4 separate regions of the Homo sapiens genome follow, and all the other regions are linked to region 1. The links are chromatin contacts, found by Hi-C or POLR2A ChIA-PET in ENCODE. All regions are on one chromosome and are shown on one strand. Each heading gives the region's core, a stretch centred on a gene start or an enhancer-like site at or near the end of the contact. The rest is flanking DNA. Distances are from core to core; before and after follow the strand shown. Region 1 holds the start of STAM-DT (STAM divergent transcript). Region 2 holds the start of SPAG6 (sperm associated antigen 6). Region 3 holds the start of COMMD3-BMI1 (COMMD3-BMI1 readthrough). Region 4 holds the start of SEPHS1 (selenophosphate synthetase 1).

Region 1 (3,676 bases), core at 669-3,168:
ATTCTATACTTGTCATAATGAAACACAAGCACGCTTTTGGTATTGGCCCTTCAAAACATTAAGAAACTGGTGGTACCAACATACCATTTTTGACATTGTTGTATTTTAACATTTTTTCTGCTTTTGAAAGGAATACACGCTCATCATTAAAATATTTTGAATAATAAAATGCACAAAGAACAAAAACATTGTCTAGAATCTTGCCACTCAGAGACAATCATGTCATAATATTCTCATGTATTTCCTTTCAGATTTTTAAAATTGTGGGCATTTGTAATTTTATAAGGTTTGTAACTTCCTTCTGAAAACTTGTGTATTCAGATGTCTATGTAAATATGAATCTGTATTATGCACCTTAAATGGCTGTGTAGTTTTCACATCTTATGTACTATGATTTAACTGACCAGTGTAAATTACAGTGATCAGTTACACTTATTTAGTGCTTACTCTATGCCAGGCACTGTAATAAGCGTTTTGCTTGTACTAATTCATTTGATCCTCACAACCCTATTATTCCTGTTTCTTACACATGAGGAAACTGAGACACCAAGAGGTGAAGCAATTTGTCCAATCACTCAATGTGGGACATTTAATGGCTGGCAATGCTTTGATCCTTTAGACAATGTTGCCATGTATACCTTTGTTCATGTTTTAAAAGAATGTCTTTAGGATTAATTTGCCGAAATGGAATTGCTGGGTCCTAAGGTTTTAAAAATTTTTTTACATGCTTCCAAATATTTCCCTTAGGAAGATTATACAGTATTTACACTTCATCCAACAGTATGTGAGTGTCTGACTCCTCACATCCCTGATTCTTTGCAATTTTTTTCTTTTTTTGAGACGGAGTTTCGCTCCCGGGTTCAAACGATTCCCAGCCTCAGCCTCCCGAATAGCTGGGATTACAAGCGCGCACCACCACGCCCGGCTAATTTTTTGTACTTTTAGTAGAGACGGGGTTTCACCATGGCCAGGCTGGTCTTGAACTCCTGACCTCAGGTGATCTGCCGGCCTCGGCCTCCCAGAGTGCTGGGATTACAGGCGTGAGCCACCGCGCCCGGCCGATTCTTTGTAATTTTTACCTAAATGACAAAACATTATCTAACTGCTACTTTAATTTGCACATTTCACTTTTAGAGGTGGGACTTCATTTTTAATGAATTTTTAAGCACTCTTTGATTACTATGTATTAATCCTGTGTTGACATGTCAATATTAGTTTCCACGCTACATTTGGAGATGCCGTAATTTGCGGGATAATTTCCATTTACGTACAAGATGTGCTTACTAAGTTTGTTCCAAGTGGGACGCAACATCTCTAGTAGATGCTCCTTAAAACTTCTCCATCACACAGAGAATAATTTTTATTGGTTAACTAAACTTATAAGTAAAATAAATAAACCAACATTTTGGGTTGCTAGGAATCACTCACTGATCAACTTTTAGCTCCAGTTTTTTTCTGTTTTCTTTTTTTTGCTCAGTCTAGGGAGGCTATCTTGGGCTGTGAAAGACATGTCACCAACCATCACAGCTGCTGAGTGATTGCACGGTTAGTCAGTAGGTGCCAACGCCCTGCTAGAAGAGCTGTCTGCAGATTCCAAAGCCGGGCGTTCAGGGACTCCCGGGAAGGAGCCAGCGTTACCTCAGCCTCTCCGAGGGACACGCGCGCCCTGAACACTCCCCTCTTGGGATTCAGGCCAATTCGTTCAGCTCCCATGACTTCATCCGAGCAAGTTTGTCACCTCACGCAGCTAATTAAACTGTTTACCTAGAAGATGATCCAAAGGAATTTCCATTTCCTTCCAGAGGGAATACAAGGTTATGATAACCGAGAGAGCGAGAGGAAAAAAGGCGCACAGCTCGACCCGAACTCAACCTGCTTTCTTTCTCCTGGCTCTCCCAGTCACTCCTGGGGTTGTTAGTAGGCTTCAGCACGCCTGAAGGACCCCGTCCTACGGAGACTCCTAGCCAAGGGAAAAGCAGAAAACACAAGAACTAATTCCACTCTTATGTGTGACTAATTAAAAGAGGAGTCAGGCAGAGGGGACTCCCTGTTCAGCCTTTACCGATGGGGCAGGCTCGGGGCAGCTTTGAGACAGGCAGCGCCAAGGTCGCCCAGATTCCCGACAAGCTCCGCGCGGGGGCTTCCTCGGCTCCTTGCTGTTGCCGCCGCCGCAGCTGCTGCCGCGGTTGGTGGGGTTGGGTGAGAGGAGGAGCTGTCGCGGACCCTGTAGAGTCGGTCTCTGTTGCTCTTTTTGCCTGAGGAGTCTTCCATCCTACGTCGAGCTCTGACTCCCGTGCTGTCGAGAGGGAGTCCCCGGGGACACCTCGGCACGCAGCGGAGATGCCTCTTTTTGCCACCAATCCCTTCGATCAGGATGTTGGTAAGTGTTTTTGCCTCTCCCTGCCCATTCCTCACCGGACTGCACGCTCACTCTGCCAGCCCCTGCCTGCATTCAGGACCCTCGGGCCAGGGCCAAGGAAGAGCTCGCTCTTCCCCTTTCCTGAGGCTCCCTCCTTCAGAGCTGGGAGGAGGTTGAGGGCTTGGCGCATCCTCTTTGAAAGAAATGGGACTCATCCTGTGAAATGGGCCTTGAGCTAGGACTGTAGGTTGCCAAAGAACTGCTGAATGGGTTGGTGTAAAGGGCCTGGGAGGAGCAGCTGGTGTAGCATCTGGTGCAGGGACTGTGCTTCTGGAAGAACAGCGAAGGGCTTAAGGCGTATGTTGGCTAGATTAGGATTGTAAACCCTGTACCAAAAGTGCTTGCCTAGACAAATAAATGTTGAGCGTCTGGAACTGGCAGAATGTTTTAGGTAAGGTTCCTTAGAGGATTTTAAAATCTTTTGTAACGGTAACTGAAGGAGGGAGCTCTGGTTAAGGGTAGACTCTCAAACATGTTAGGAGCGATGAAGATGAAATACTTGGCAACGACTGAAACCGAATTGAGGACCTGAGCCTTTGGGATGTCTCTCTTAGGCTAGGTCTCTGCACTTTAAAAGGTGTAAAGAAGTGTGGAAGAAGTTGTTGAATCTGGAAAGAGTTTGAAATGCTACATTTTTGTTGTTTTCTGAATCACTGGTATTAGGTACTGATGATGTCAATTCAATAGGTTTGCTTTTGGTTTTTAATTTTATTTTATTTTATTTTTTTCTGACTTGAAGATAATAATTATGGGAATTTGAGTTTCCGGGGAGAGAATTTTGGTTTAATTTGAACGCACGTAGGAACTACCTTGGCACACAAGTGTGGAATGAAAGCAAGCCAAATACCATTTCCAAATCCCTTATGGCAGAATGTAATCATTACTGTGAATAAGGACAACCTTATGAATTTACTTGTCTTTGTGTATTTTAATTATGAAAGGTGGATGTTGAATTTTTCTTTTTAAACTCTTCCTTAGAGCATGTCACTGAAACTTGGAAGTTTATATAAGAGTAGAAAAAAGTTCACTCCTTACCTCTGCCACTTCTCAGCTCACGGTGAAATCATAGGCAAGTTAAATTCTTTGAGTTCCAGTGTTCTTGTCTTTAAAGAGGGGAAAACACATCATTCCATTCTGCAGTTAAATAATATGTCTAGAGGGCCTGCTACAGTACCTTTATGTGGTTGGCACTTACTAGATGCTACCTTTTTTGTTCCACCTTAAATGAGTGTCCTGAATCTTAGCAGTGGACAGAAC
Region 2 (3,676 bases), core at 598-3,097, 4.7 Mb after region 1:
CTTTAATATGTCCAATTTCAGATATGAAGTAGGCATCCTATATTATGTTTTATCAGGAATAATACAATTTAACTAAAAGATATTGTTAATAACAGATACTCAGACTCTAAAGTAATTTACATAGCTTTTGAACGTATGTTTTCAAAGAACTTAGTAGCATCCCATACTGTGTTATGTTTATAGGTTTAGACCTCTCCCCCTCTATTGAGCTCTTAACACTTTTAAAATGGAAAACAAATAGTAAAGCAGTTGCTAAAAATGGCAGTTGGAGTAGCTTAAGAGTTTGAATTGTTTGTTTAAGGACTGAAACCAAATATAAAAACTTTTAAGGGGATTTTTTTTCATCATTCAACAAGGAACTGAAAATTACAAGGCTTATTTGCAATCTTAATTATTTACTCAATCTGTTTCCTCCCACGTCTCTAAATGGGAACGCATAACTTTAATTTTAAAGGACATATTCCCATAGGGAAATATAGATATCACTGTAAAACTTACGACTTTGAATTAAGTAAAAAGATTGTGGCCATCACTGGCTTTTGAGCTGCAGAAGCAGAAGACATGTACCTGCCCTTCGGGGGTATTAGGGACCCGACTAAACACACTTATTCTTCTCTCTGATTGCTGGACCATTCCCCAACTATTTGGAGCTCCACAAAGTATCAGGACTTCATCAAGAGCTCAGTGAAGGGTGAGATCTCAAAGATAAATATAGAGGACTCATTCCAAATATAGAACCAGTTAAGTTTGCATGCTCCCTTCTGTTGAAGAAATATCAAGGGGTTTCCTGTCTTGGCACTACTTAGCAGCAGCTGCGGCTATGTATCCACTTGACATCTGGTGAAATTGTAGTTTTTGATGGAGGAACATTTAAAGTTGACAACTGTCATTGAAACAACTGGTATATAGTTTTCAAAGACAAGCTAGAAACCAGTAATAGACTAAGTACTTCAATTTTGTTAAAAGAAACTGGGTAAAGGGTTCAAGTTATATAAGATAGGGAAGTCTGGTTTTCCAGGTAAAGGTTCTCTCTCTTTTTCTGTTGGAGATGTCATTCATCAACATAACGAAGCCTAAATTTAAAAGACTAAGACAAAATATTTACAAATCACATAAAAGTGAGGAAACAGCAAAATTAGTAGTCATTAGGAGAAAGCCAGGGAAGACAGGACATTCATCACATCCTTTCCTCATCTGCTTTCCTCACTGAGTCTCTGAGTGCTCATTAAATGCTTTCAATACAGTGTAATTAAGTGTGTGAACATGGTTGTCATGCTCCTCCAGGAATCTTGAAACCAGGAATGCCAGGTATATAACAGCGGGTTACAAAAGAAAACACGGATTCCTAAATCAGTGTTTTACTGTCAGTGCAGTGTTAAATGTCAATGCAACACTTAAGTTGCATTGACATTCATGTGTTGATCGGATTGTACAATGTGACGTGTGAGATTTCTCGGGACCGTCGAAGCTCAGACAACTCCAGGGCTGCAATTTACTCGTCTGGCTGCCCTCGAACCAGGCTCCCTTGGCGCGTGGGGCTCTCCCGGCGCTTGGTCCCGACCCGCGCCGCAGTCAGGATACCACGGCAATCTGGGGTCGCTTTGTAAGGAGCTCCGACCTCCGGGCAGTGCAGGGATACTCGACGGCGCGCGATGTCCCGGCGGCTCCGCGAGCCTGGCGCGCTGAGAGCCCCAGCAGTCCGAGTCCTCGAGCTCGGGCGTCTTCGCGCCGCCGCCCCGCTCAGTGCGCCCAGGCACCGCGGCCGTGACGTCACGCCCGGGACTGGCCGTTGCAGCAAGACGGCCGCGTTCCGGTTCCGGTAGGTTGCCCGGGAGACGCGGGTACACAGAGAAGCGGCTCCCGTCGGAGGCCGAGTCGTCGCCACGATCGCCCCCTTGGTGGACTCGCAGGCCGAGCGGCTTCCCCGCAGAGCTCGAGGAGGGCAGACGGCGGCGGGGGCGCCATGAGTCAGAGGCAGGTGCTGCAAGGTAGGGCCGAGGCGGGCAGGTGCCCTAACTAGCTGGCGCCGAGGAGACCCGGGTGCGGTGGGCTCCACCGACTCTCTCTCCCGCAGTGTTCGAGCAATACCAGAAGGCCAGGACCCAGTTCGTGCAGATGGTGGCGGAGCTGGCGACTAGACCCCAAAACATCGAGACGCTGCAGAACGCGGGTGAGCCCGGAGCCCGAACCCCCGTCGCCCCCCGCGCACTGAGTCCCCGACGCCTCCGCCCCGCTGCCCTGCCCGTGGAGCTCTTGGGGAGCCGCAGTGTGGGGACCGGAGTTCGCAAAAGCATCCATTCTTTTCAGCGGGTCTTTGGGGGTCAGGCCGAGAGGGTGAAGCTTCCAGATGGTTGTGGGAGGTGCGCGTTGTCCCTGTTTCCATCTTCATTGCACACAGGCAAGTGTCAGGTTGAAAGTCGAGGCCCTAGGAATTGCCTGGAGTCATTTTACGTGAATGGGACTCTACCCTAATGAGACCCATTTTATCCAAGTGCCATTTTGCATGCCACCCTGCCTTTGATCACCTTCGACTTCCTCACAGCAAAGCAATTCCAGTGGTTTAGACGTGATTTCTCGTCTTGCTTTAGTGAAAGGGGAATGATATGCTTGAATCTTTTCCAAGAAATTCCAAGTAGGTAGAGACCAGACTTTGCGAAATCCTTATGGCGCGTTCCTTCTACTCCTCAGTCCGGACTCTTGCAGATGTGAGAGGGGGAGAGAGGGGGAGAGGGAGGGAGAGAGATCTTCTTATCTCATAACATAAACTGATAAGAGAAAATGGTTCTTCTTCTTCTTCTTCTTCTTCTTCTTCTTCTTCTTCTTCTTCTTCTTCTTCTTCTTCTTCTTCTTTCTTCTTCTTCTTCCTCTTCTTCTTCTTCTTTTCTTCTTTCTTCTTTCTTCTTCTTTTTTTTTGGATGATTCTACCACCATCTGAACTGTAAGGTAGCATTTTATCACTACTGTGTCATGAGAAATCTTCAGTTTATAGGATGTGATCTTTAAAACTAACACATAATTTAAACAATTAACATGTTGACAGCAAGAATACTTAAGTGTAATGATTACTCTGGGTTTCTTTGAGGGGAATTACTACTGCACCTATGTGATACTTCGTTTTGTCACTAGGATTTTTGGCATTTATTCCTTGTGTGTTTTTATTGGGGGGCATGTATTTACAATAAAGTATATTTTATAATCTTCTAAACGCATTTTAGTTTGAAATAATTGTAGATTCACAACTGTAAGGGATAATACAGAGAGATCCCGTGTACCCTTTTCTCAGTTTCCCCAATGGTAACATTTTTCAAAACTGTAGTGCAATATCACAAGGAGGACATTGACATTGATAAAAATTCGTTGATCTTATATAGGTTTCCTCCTTTTAATTGTTCGTGTGTGTGTGTGTTTTGTCCTATAGAATTTTATTCCGTGCGTATCCACCACCAGCACAGTCAAGATACAGAACACTTTCATTGTCACAAGGATCCTCTCTCTTGCCCTTTTATAGCCACACACACCTCCTGCTATCCCTAACCCTGGACAACCACTAATCTCTTCTCCATTTCTAAAATTTTGTCATTTCAGAATTGATAATCCTTTGTTCTATAGTTGTTTTATATGGGTTGATTTTCTGTATTCTGTGTGTGTGTATGCACCCGTACTCCTCCAAGTACCC
Region 3 (3,676 bases), core at 621-3,120, 4.7 Mb after region 1:
AACACATGAATATACTTAGGCCTAAGAGGAGGAAACATTCTAAGAGAAAGTACTTATACATGGGCAACAAAGTAATATGACAGCTATTATGGAAACAATCCTTCTGAATTTCCTAACTTTCATGCCCACAAATTGACAACCACTTGTGTTTATTTTTCTTTTAAAATAATATTTTAAAATCTATGTCCATGATTAATACTCTCTTTTTTGACACTAAATTGAGTATTAGAGTTATCAACTCAAATTCTATTAGAGTATTAATAATCAACGTTACACTAGGTCATAAAATACATGTGTAATAAACATAATAAGCTTGGGTGTTGTTAATATTGTTGAACATTTACACAACTCTGTCCTGACTATTCTCTATGTAATCAGGTATCATGAAGTTTTTCAACTGACATTTTACTACTAATGAGAAACAAATTAGGAAGATGAGTGATGGGAAGAAAAGATGAACATGATTAATAGGTGCTTGTTTCATAAAGACTCTAGGGAGACTTTTAAATCCTTCACTGCTACTATATTCTCACCGAGTGAGGAGCCACTGCACGTGCCTTTTAAAGCTTTCAAAGGAGGGCTGAGTAGTTACTCAATCTGTTACTGATGCTTACTCCATTTGCATCCTGTTGTGAAATGAGGTACACTTTATGTATTGGTGCCAAGGTAAATGTCAACTGTATCCATCAAAAATTTTTAAAACAGACATCTAAGTTAGAAAAAGAAAATAATGTTTCACTTTGGGTCTAATGTTGCAAATAATCGCTCCTGAAGACTAAAACATCTTTGTTGTTCCGCATCCCTTCCCTCCACCCTTCAAGAACTTGCATTTTTTAACTTTTCAAGTGCTTTTGATTAAAAATACCTAATCTACTTTGCTTCACGGGTTTTTTAAAGAATCATTCTTGTTCTCTAAACCAACTTCGTAGAAATAGAGAGGAAGTTAAACTTTATACAGTATTTGAATCTTTAAAGGTATGAGCATCCTAAACAGTAACTCACTTCTAATAAAGATCTTGCCATTCCTAACTGTACTTTACTAAGGTAGCTGTTTAATAAAAACGTATTTATGCAGATTCTATAGAGCAACTAAAACGGGACCCATAGATGTGGTGAGTAGCACAAAATGTGTATGGCAGTTGGCTTTATTTGCAGCGGCATATAAAATTGTTAATAATCCTGTCAAATCTGTTCATGAATAATTTATTAATCCGATTGCTGGAGTGCAGTGCATACAGGAACTCTATGTATGCGTGCATGTGTACACACCCCCCATGCAGGAAGGACACTACTGCCGTATTCCAGAAATGACAAAAAAAAAAAAGTAAAAATAAGCAAGAATCACATAATTAGATGTCTTACAGTCTCATAAAAGGGCAGTGCTGCGAGGTTAAGCTGGTGAGCTAAAAAACAAACAAAACAAACAAAAAACCACAAAAGCAAAATCCAGTTGCCTGAGATCGGAGCTTCCCGCAGGATTCGCGCAGAGCGAGGAGCGGGGAGGACGCCGTTTGCGGGAGGCGGGGGCCGGGATCCCGACACCGTCCGCAGTCTCCCCGGGGTCTCTCAGGGAACCGAGCTGGTGGCCGTCCGAGGTAAGCGCCGAACCAAGGAGAAAGCGCCGAGCGCGTCCACAAAACGCCCGAGGCCGCCCTTCTCGCCAAGGCTCGGCAGCTCCCGCGGCCTGCGCTGGACAAGCGAGAGCTGGACGGAAACGGTGGGAGGCCGTAGGCGGCGGCTGGGGGCGCGGGACCCGCGCGCGGGCGCGGAGGCGGGCGGGGAGGCCCCGCAGCCCGCGCCGCCGCCAGCCGCCCCGAGCCGCGTGCGCGCGCGGCCGCATCAGCTGAGCGCGCGGCGCGTGTCACGTGGTGTGCGTGTCGAAGGTCACGGCGCGCTCACAATGGAGCTCTCGGAGTCTGTGCAGAAAGGCTTCCAGATGCTGGCGGATCCCCGCTCCTTCGACTCCAACGCCTTCACGCTTCTCCTCCGGGCGGCATTCCAGAGTCTGCTGGACGCCCAGGCGGACGAGGCCGTGTTAGGTAAGCCGCTCGGCTCGGCTCGGAGCTGGATCCGCCGGGGTGGAGGGGCGCTCGGAGAAGAGGAGCCGGCGGAGCGAGAAGGGGAAAGCCCCGGGAAGAGGAAGTCTCCGGGCTTTGCCCTTCGCTCCGGACGGAGTGTTGGGGACGTGGCTCTGCCAGGACTCGGAGCAGACTCTGAGCATTGTTTTGGCCCCACTTGGCACCTGCATAGAGCCAACTCCACGTTCCTGGCCCGGTTTCCCTCCCAGTCTCTTTGTTCTTTTGTAAAGCCGGTGTTCAAGTCTTGTTTGTGGCCTAAACATCTAAGGTGTTTAGCCTTGTCTGAGGCTGCGGCTGTTTTGACAGTTGGACTTCATCTGGGGAGCTCCCTGCAATTCAAGCTTCCAGGGCTAGGCTAGCAAAGGTTTAAGGGTCTGTTTCCGAAGTAATTACTAGGTCAGACAGTGTTGACATTTGCCAACTTAGAGCATACCTCAAGTTGCTATGATCACTCCAGCGCTCTAGTTCAGCATGTTTACACAGGTTCTACGCCTAGAACCTTAAACTATGATGCACAATACTTTGTTCCGCCCCAGTTACCAGGATGCGAGTGTCTTTTAAGCGATCCGGTCAGTGACTGCGGAGGTGCAGTGTCAGTATGGATTGAAGACATATTTTAAGACCGATCGCTTTTAGATGATTTTCTTAAATATAAATATCCCAACAATTCAAATTTTTGTTTTTTTTCTGTAGTTTCATGAACTAAACACTTGTACAAAAAGTATGAAAGTGGAAGTTCTTAAACGAAAATAGTAACCACCACCTGGGTTAATCTCAAAAAAAAAATGACTGTCAAACCCTGAAAGTACTAATATAATTTTGAAATTTGTATCTTATATTCTGAACTCATGCCCTACCTTCTACCCCCTTGATGTATTTGTTCATGGAGCCGGTTACCCTAAACTCATCATTTTTAGGATGGAAGTTTATTCTAAAATTGACACAATGTAAAATATTTATCTTGTTTTTCCTTTGAATTTACTCCAGTGTTAGAATGACCATTGCATTGTTATATTTTCTTTGGGGGCTATAATATTTTTTAATAGTAAAAATATTAAGGCAAAATAAGTTAATTGAAGCTAGTAATAGTAGAGTTCTTGTTGTGTTCTTTTTATTGTTTTTCACTTGATCTTGTTGCTCATCTCATTTACTTATAATTGACTGTCCTTATAGTTGATGTTTTTAATCTTGTTAAAGGGTTTTTAAACCCAAATTAAAATATCCTTTTTGGAACATGACTGTAAAGAATTTATTATCATAGGCATCACTGGAAGTTAATTTATTTTAGATCATCCAGACTTGAAACATATCGACCCAGTGGTTTTAAAACATTGTCATGCAGCAGCTGCAACTTACATACTAGAGGCAGGAAAGCACCGAGCTGACAAGTCAACTCTAAGGTACAGGATTTATTTAAATATCCATTTATTTTCAAATACTACCTTAATGATTTCAATTTCAGTTTTAAAAATGGAGACAGAACTTTGGCTTTTTTTTTCTTTCTTCTAGCACTTATCTAGAAGACTGTAAATTTGACAGAGAGCGAATAGAACTGTTTTGCACGGAATATCAGGTTACTTACTTTAAAATTTTTAATT
Region 4 (3,676 bases), core at 555-3,054, 4.3 Mb before region 1:
AACGTAACAACTGAGCAGGAGTCAGCCTTCGAACACGATTCCAAGAAGTCTCCCTGCCCAAAAAGAGCAGGCGCTGGCCGCAAGTGACAAGAGACGAGAATTTTGAAGCCATCTTAGAGTTATGGGAAAGTTTGAATACCACTTTGACTTGGAAGGCGTTTTCAACAAAAACAACAAAGTCCTTTCCTCAAAAAACACCTCGCATTTAACACAGCCTCACCCCTACCAGGAAAAAAAAAAGAAAAAGAAAAAATCCAACTCACGAGGCATCCAGTTATTTTCCTACCTCCTATCTATTCCTCTCCTGGCTCCCAAAAAGGTGGGGAGGGGAATTGTGTGGCTATCACTTCCTTTTAAATTACTATCTTCTCAAGAGTTTTAAGGGTGGAAAAAAGTTTAAAACACCTTGTATCAGGAAGGCGCTCAGATTTAAAATTCCAAATGGTACTAAGGACACAAATCAGCCTCACATCCTAATGAAAAAAGTACTAGATTCTTACATTTTTGGAGGGCATGGGAAGGGGGAGGGGGTTCTGGGGGAAATGTGCAGTGATTAGGGAACCAGGGGGATCCATTTGCATTAATAAGGGACGGTGCCCGGCGACCCCGCAGCCACATGTTTACGCCTTTAAAACAATGGCATGAATATTTAAAGCAACGTTTAGCCCTTTCCTTCCCGGGCACATTTCCATGGTTTGGTTTTTTTTTTTCTTCCAACGAGCGTGGGGAGCCGGGGAGCCGGTCAGCGGGGTGGGCCCGGCGCGCTGCCCCGCCAACCCCGGACCTACCTCCCCGCCGGCCCCGCACAATGGGGCGCGCTCTCCAGGACGCCCGCGTCGGAGGCGGCCGGGGAGGGGAGCAAGGAACCCGGGGACACCTTCGGGCTCAGGCTCAGGCTCAGGCCCTCGCCGCCGCCTCGGAAGGCCCAGCAGGCCCGGGCTGCGGGCCGGCGGCGGGGCGGAGGCGGCAGCTCGGGGCCCCGGCCGGGCCATCCCTGTTCGGGCCGGCGGGAGGCGGCGGGAGCCGGCGGGCACCGCGCGTGCGGCCCAGGAGCCGGGGAGGACGCCGGGACGCACCCGCCCCGGGTCGACAGGGCCCGCGCGGAGAAAAGGGGAGGCGGGGAGGCCCCGGAGGCACCCCGCGACCCCAGGCCGGCCGCTCCCGCCGCGCGCACGGGCCGCCGCCGCCGCCGCGCAAAAATGTCGGCGGGCGAAAAAATTAACCCCTGCGTGGCCGCCGCCGCCCTCCCCTCCGCTCCTCCCCGCCCTCCCTCCCTCCTTCCCCGGCCCCGCGCGGCGGCGGCGGCGGCGCGGGCGGCGCTTCTTTTTTAAAGCGGCCCCACCAAGCCCGGCGCTGCCCCTCTCCAGGCAGGGCTGGCGGGGCCGGCGGCGCGCGGCTCCCCGGCGGTCCCGGGCGGCCCGGAGGGGGATTTGCAACGGCCGCCGCGGGCCTGCGGACCCAGATTCCCCTTTAAGCCTGCGCCTCCCCCCCGCGCCGGGCCCGCCGCTTACCGGCTCGCTTTGCGCCCTCCGCCTCCTCCCGAAAACGGGCCGCGGGCCGCTCCCACAATGCACCGGGCGCGGCCGGGCTCCCTTAAGCGTCGCCTGAATAAAAATGCCGCGCCCGGCGGCGGCGGCGGCGGCGGGGGCCCGGGCCCGCGCCTGGGCGCCGCGGGGGCTCGCCTGCCTCGGCGCGGCCCTGCGGGAGCCGGGCCGCCGCGCTCCCGCCGGCTGGGCGCGCGGGGGTCCTTTAAGGCCGGCCACCTCCCTTTAAGAGGCGGCCCTGGCTGCTGGGTGGCGGCGTGCGGCCCGGGAAGGGGGCGGGGGCGCCGTGCAGCCCCGAGCGCGGCAATGATTGGTCTCGGGGGAGGGGTGGGGGGTTGCAAACCCGAGGAGCGGTGGCATCCGTTGCATGATGCAAAAAAGGATTGATTTCAAAAGTTGCGAGTTGCATTGGCAGCCGCCCTTGGCGCCCGGGCCACCTTTTTCCCGGGCCCCGCTGCAAGGGCCGGGAACGTTTCCGCCACCTGGCCGGGCTCGACCGCGCGGCGCTCTGCGGGGCGCTGTCCCCGCTCCCCGAGTGCGCAGCGGAGCGTCCTGGAAGACAATGACCATGGGAACAATTTGCACAGGAGGCTAGGAGCCCAGGAAAAGCCGCCTGGGCGCCAGGCAGAGGTTTTTTGAAAACACAAACGGCGCGTTAGATGCTTGGGGACTCCCAGCATCTGTCCTTCCTATTGTTTAGCTCGGCTCCGGAGTTCACGGGAGCCTCGTGAAATGTGGAGACGTCCTGCAAAGTTTCTTGAACACTTCATGTGCGTGGTAGGAAGTCGAGGAAAAAGGTTTACGGTTCCCCGCTGGTTGCATTGTTTGTCCTGCACATGTTCGAGCGAACATGGCAGCCGCAACCCTGGATGTGTTCGAATTGACATCGAGGGGGGAGCTTCACGTCGTGAAATAACTTTTTTCTGGGCTTTCGAGATTCTAAAGCATTGCTGATGAAAATAAACCAAATACTTTCAGATATCGTTTAGGGCTTCTCTCTAAAACAGCAGTGTGCAGGAATGCCGATCGAACTTTTCTAGGCAGTAGGTCAGCATTTTCCAAATGTTATTTGGGAGCAGAAATGTTTTGGGTCACTGGACCGTGCTTTACGTGGCACGGCAGGTTGGCACGCTACGCAGATGCCCTTTTCGTTAACATTTCCGCTTGCCAGTTGCTCCGGGTTTTAATCCTGGGCTGGATGCAGAAGTGATGCCACCTCGAAGACAGGCTGCTCCTGTCTTTGTGTACTTTCTTCATACCCTGTAGTAAGTTTGCAAAGAACGTGTTAGTCTGCATTCTTTTATTTTATATTTATTTATTTATTTATTTTGAGACGGAGTCCCACTCTGTCGCCAGGCTGGAGTGCAGTGGCGCGATCTCGGCTCACTGCAACCTCCGCCTCCTGGGTTCAGGTGATTCTCCTGCCTCAGCCTCCCCAGTAGCTGGGATTACAGGCGCCTGCCACTGGAGGATGGCTTCTCCCAGAGGGGAAGACAGGGTCACGGTTCTCATTAAGAGGGTATTGTACTAGTCAAGCCCGGAGATGTACTTGAACTGAAAGCAAGGGGAATGCAGCCCAGGGAAGGGATTTGGTGTGATTTAGCACGTAGGAAGGAGAGGAAGAAGGATAAGATGACCCCCAGGTTTCCAGTTTGCGGGGGTGGGGGGTGGGGGAGGGAATGAGGAGCGATGCTAATAATTTATCTAAGAACTGCTGAAAGGCAAACAAGTTTCGGGGTGAGTTCAGCTTTGGAAATGTTAAATCTGAGGTCTGCCGGATGGTGTGGGGGTGGGGCTCAGAGTTGCAAATCTCAGGTCTGCCGGATATTCCAGACCAAAGTTAATAGGGAAACAGGTCCGGAATTTGGTGTGGGGATGGGGCTCAGAGATGCAAATCTGGGTGCCATCAGCATGTAAATGGTGTTCGAAGCCTCCGTAAGAGGTGAGATTAACCCCGAAGGGAGAGCTCAGGAAAAAAGTGAAAGAGACCTTGGACAGAGCTCTGCAGAACTTGGAAATCAAGTGGCTGGGCGGGACAGAGGCCGATCCCCGCTGCGTCGGTGGGAGGCCACCATCCTCAGAACCGACTCTTCCTCCCCGCCTCCACCCACCACGAGCTCACCGGGAAGCAG

The links. Hi-C counts contacts between places; a loop is a spot of excess contacts on that map. ChIA-PET counts read pairs that join two places held with the same protein, here RNA polymerase II (POLR2A). Pooled maps may share reads with other maps.
Region 2: a pooled map shows a loop between it and region 1 (4-fold over the local background). The contact joins the promoter of SPAG6 here to the promoter of STAM-DT in region 1. A Hi-C loop is called at or near these places in 1 of 168 maps with a recorded cell type or tissue (CD4-positive, alpha-beta T cell) and 5 of 50 pooled maps. POLR2A ChIA-PET finds 5 or more read pairs at or near these places in 1 of 52 experiments (activated naive CD4-positive, alpha-beta T cell).
Region 3: a map with no recorded cell type shows a loop between it and region 1 (7-fold over the local background). The contact joins the promoter of COMMD3-BMI1 here to the promoter of STAM-DT in region 1. A Hi-C loop is called at or near these places in 1 of 168 maps with a recorded cell type or tissue (CD4-positive, alpha-beta memory T cell), 1 of 37 single-sample maps with no recorded cell type and 6 of 50 pooled maps.
Region 4: a loop to region 1 is called in a map of B cell, with 19 times the contacts of the local background. The contact joins the promoter of SEPHS1 here to the promoter of STAM-DT in region 1. A Hi-C loop is called at or near these places in 1 of 168 maps with a recorded cell type or tissue (B cell), 1 of 37 single-sample maps with no recorded cell type and 5 of 50 pooled maps.

What each region holds. Positions count from the first base shown.
Region 1 is chr10:17,642,000-17,645,675 of GRCh38, forward strand. It overlaps STAM-DT (STAM divergent transcript), which reads right to left and starts at 1,919. Exons shown (of 1, transcript NR_110370.1): 1 at 1-1,919. It overlaps STAM (signal transducing adaptor molecule), which reads left to right and starts at 2,152. Exons shown (of 14, transcript NM_003473.4): 1 at 2,152-2,380. The coding sequence starts at 2,341. RefSeq lists enhancers at 1,106-1,754, 1,755-2,404, 1,827-1,896, 2,047-2,166.
Region 2 is chr10:22,343,649-22,347,324 of GRCh38, forward strand. It overlaps SPAG6 (sperm associated antigen 6), which reads left to right and starts at 1,848. Exons shown (of 11, transcript NM_012443.4): 1 at 1,848-1,988; 2 at 2,075-2,170. The coding sequence starts at 1,964. RefSeq lists enhancers at 1,697-1,916, 1,877-2,693.
Region 3 is chr10:22,314,518-22,318,193 of GRCh38, forward strand. COMMD3-BMI1 (COMMD3-BMI1 readthrough) reads left to right here and starts at 1,871. Exons shown (of 14, transcript NM_001204062.2): 1 at 1,871-2,039; 2 at 3,367-3,478; 3 at 3,588-3,651. The coding sequence starts at 1,901. COMMD3 (COMM domain containing 3) reads left to right here and starts at 1,871. Exons shown (of 8, transcript NM_012071.4): 1 at 1,871-2,039; 2 at 3,367-3,478; 3 at 3,588-3,651. The coding sequence starts at 1,901. RefSeq lists a silencer at 1,729-1,848 and an enhancer at 2,119-2,418.
Region 4 is chr10:13,346,489-13,350,164 of GRCh38, forward strand. SEPHS1 (selenophosphate synthetase 1) reads right to left here and starts at 1,805. Exons shown (of 9, transcript NM_012247.5): 1 at 1,512-1,805. RefSeq lists silencers at 741-1,570, 1,701-1,920 and enhancers at 1,990-2,780, 2,781-3,572.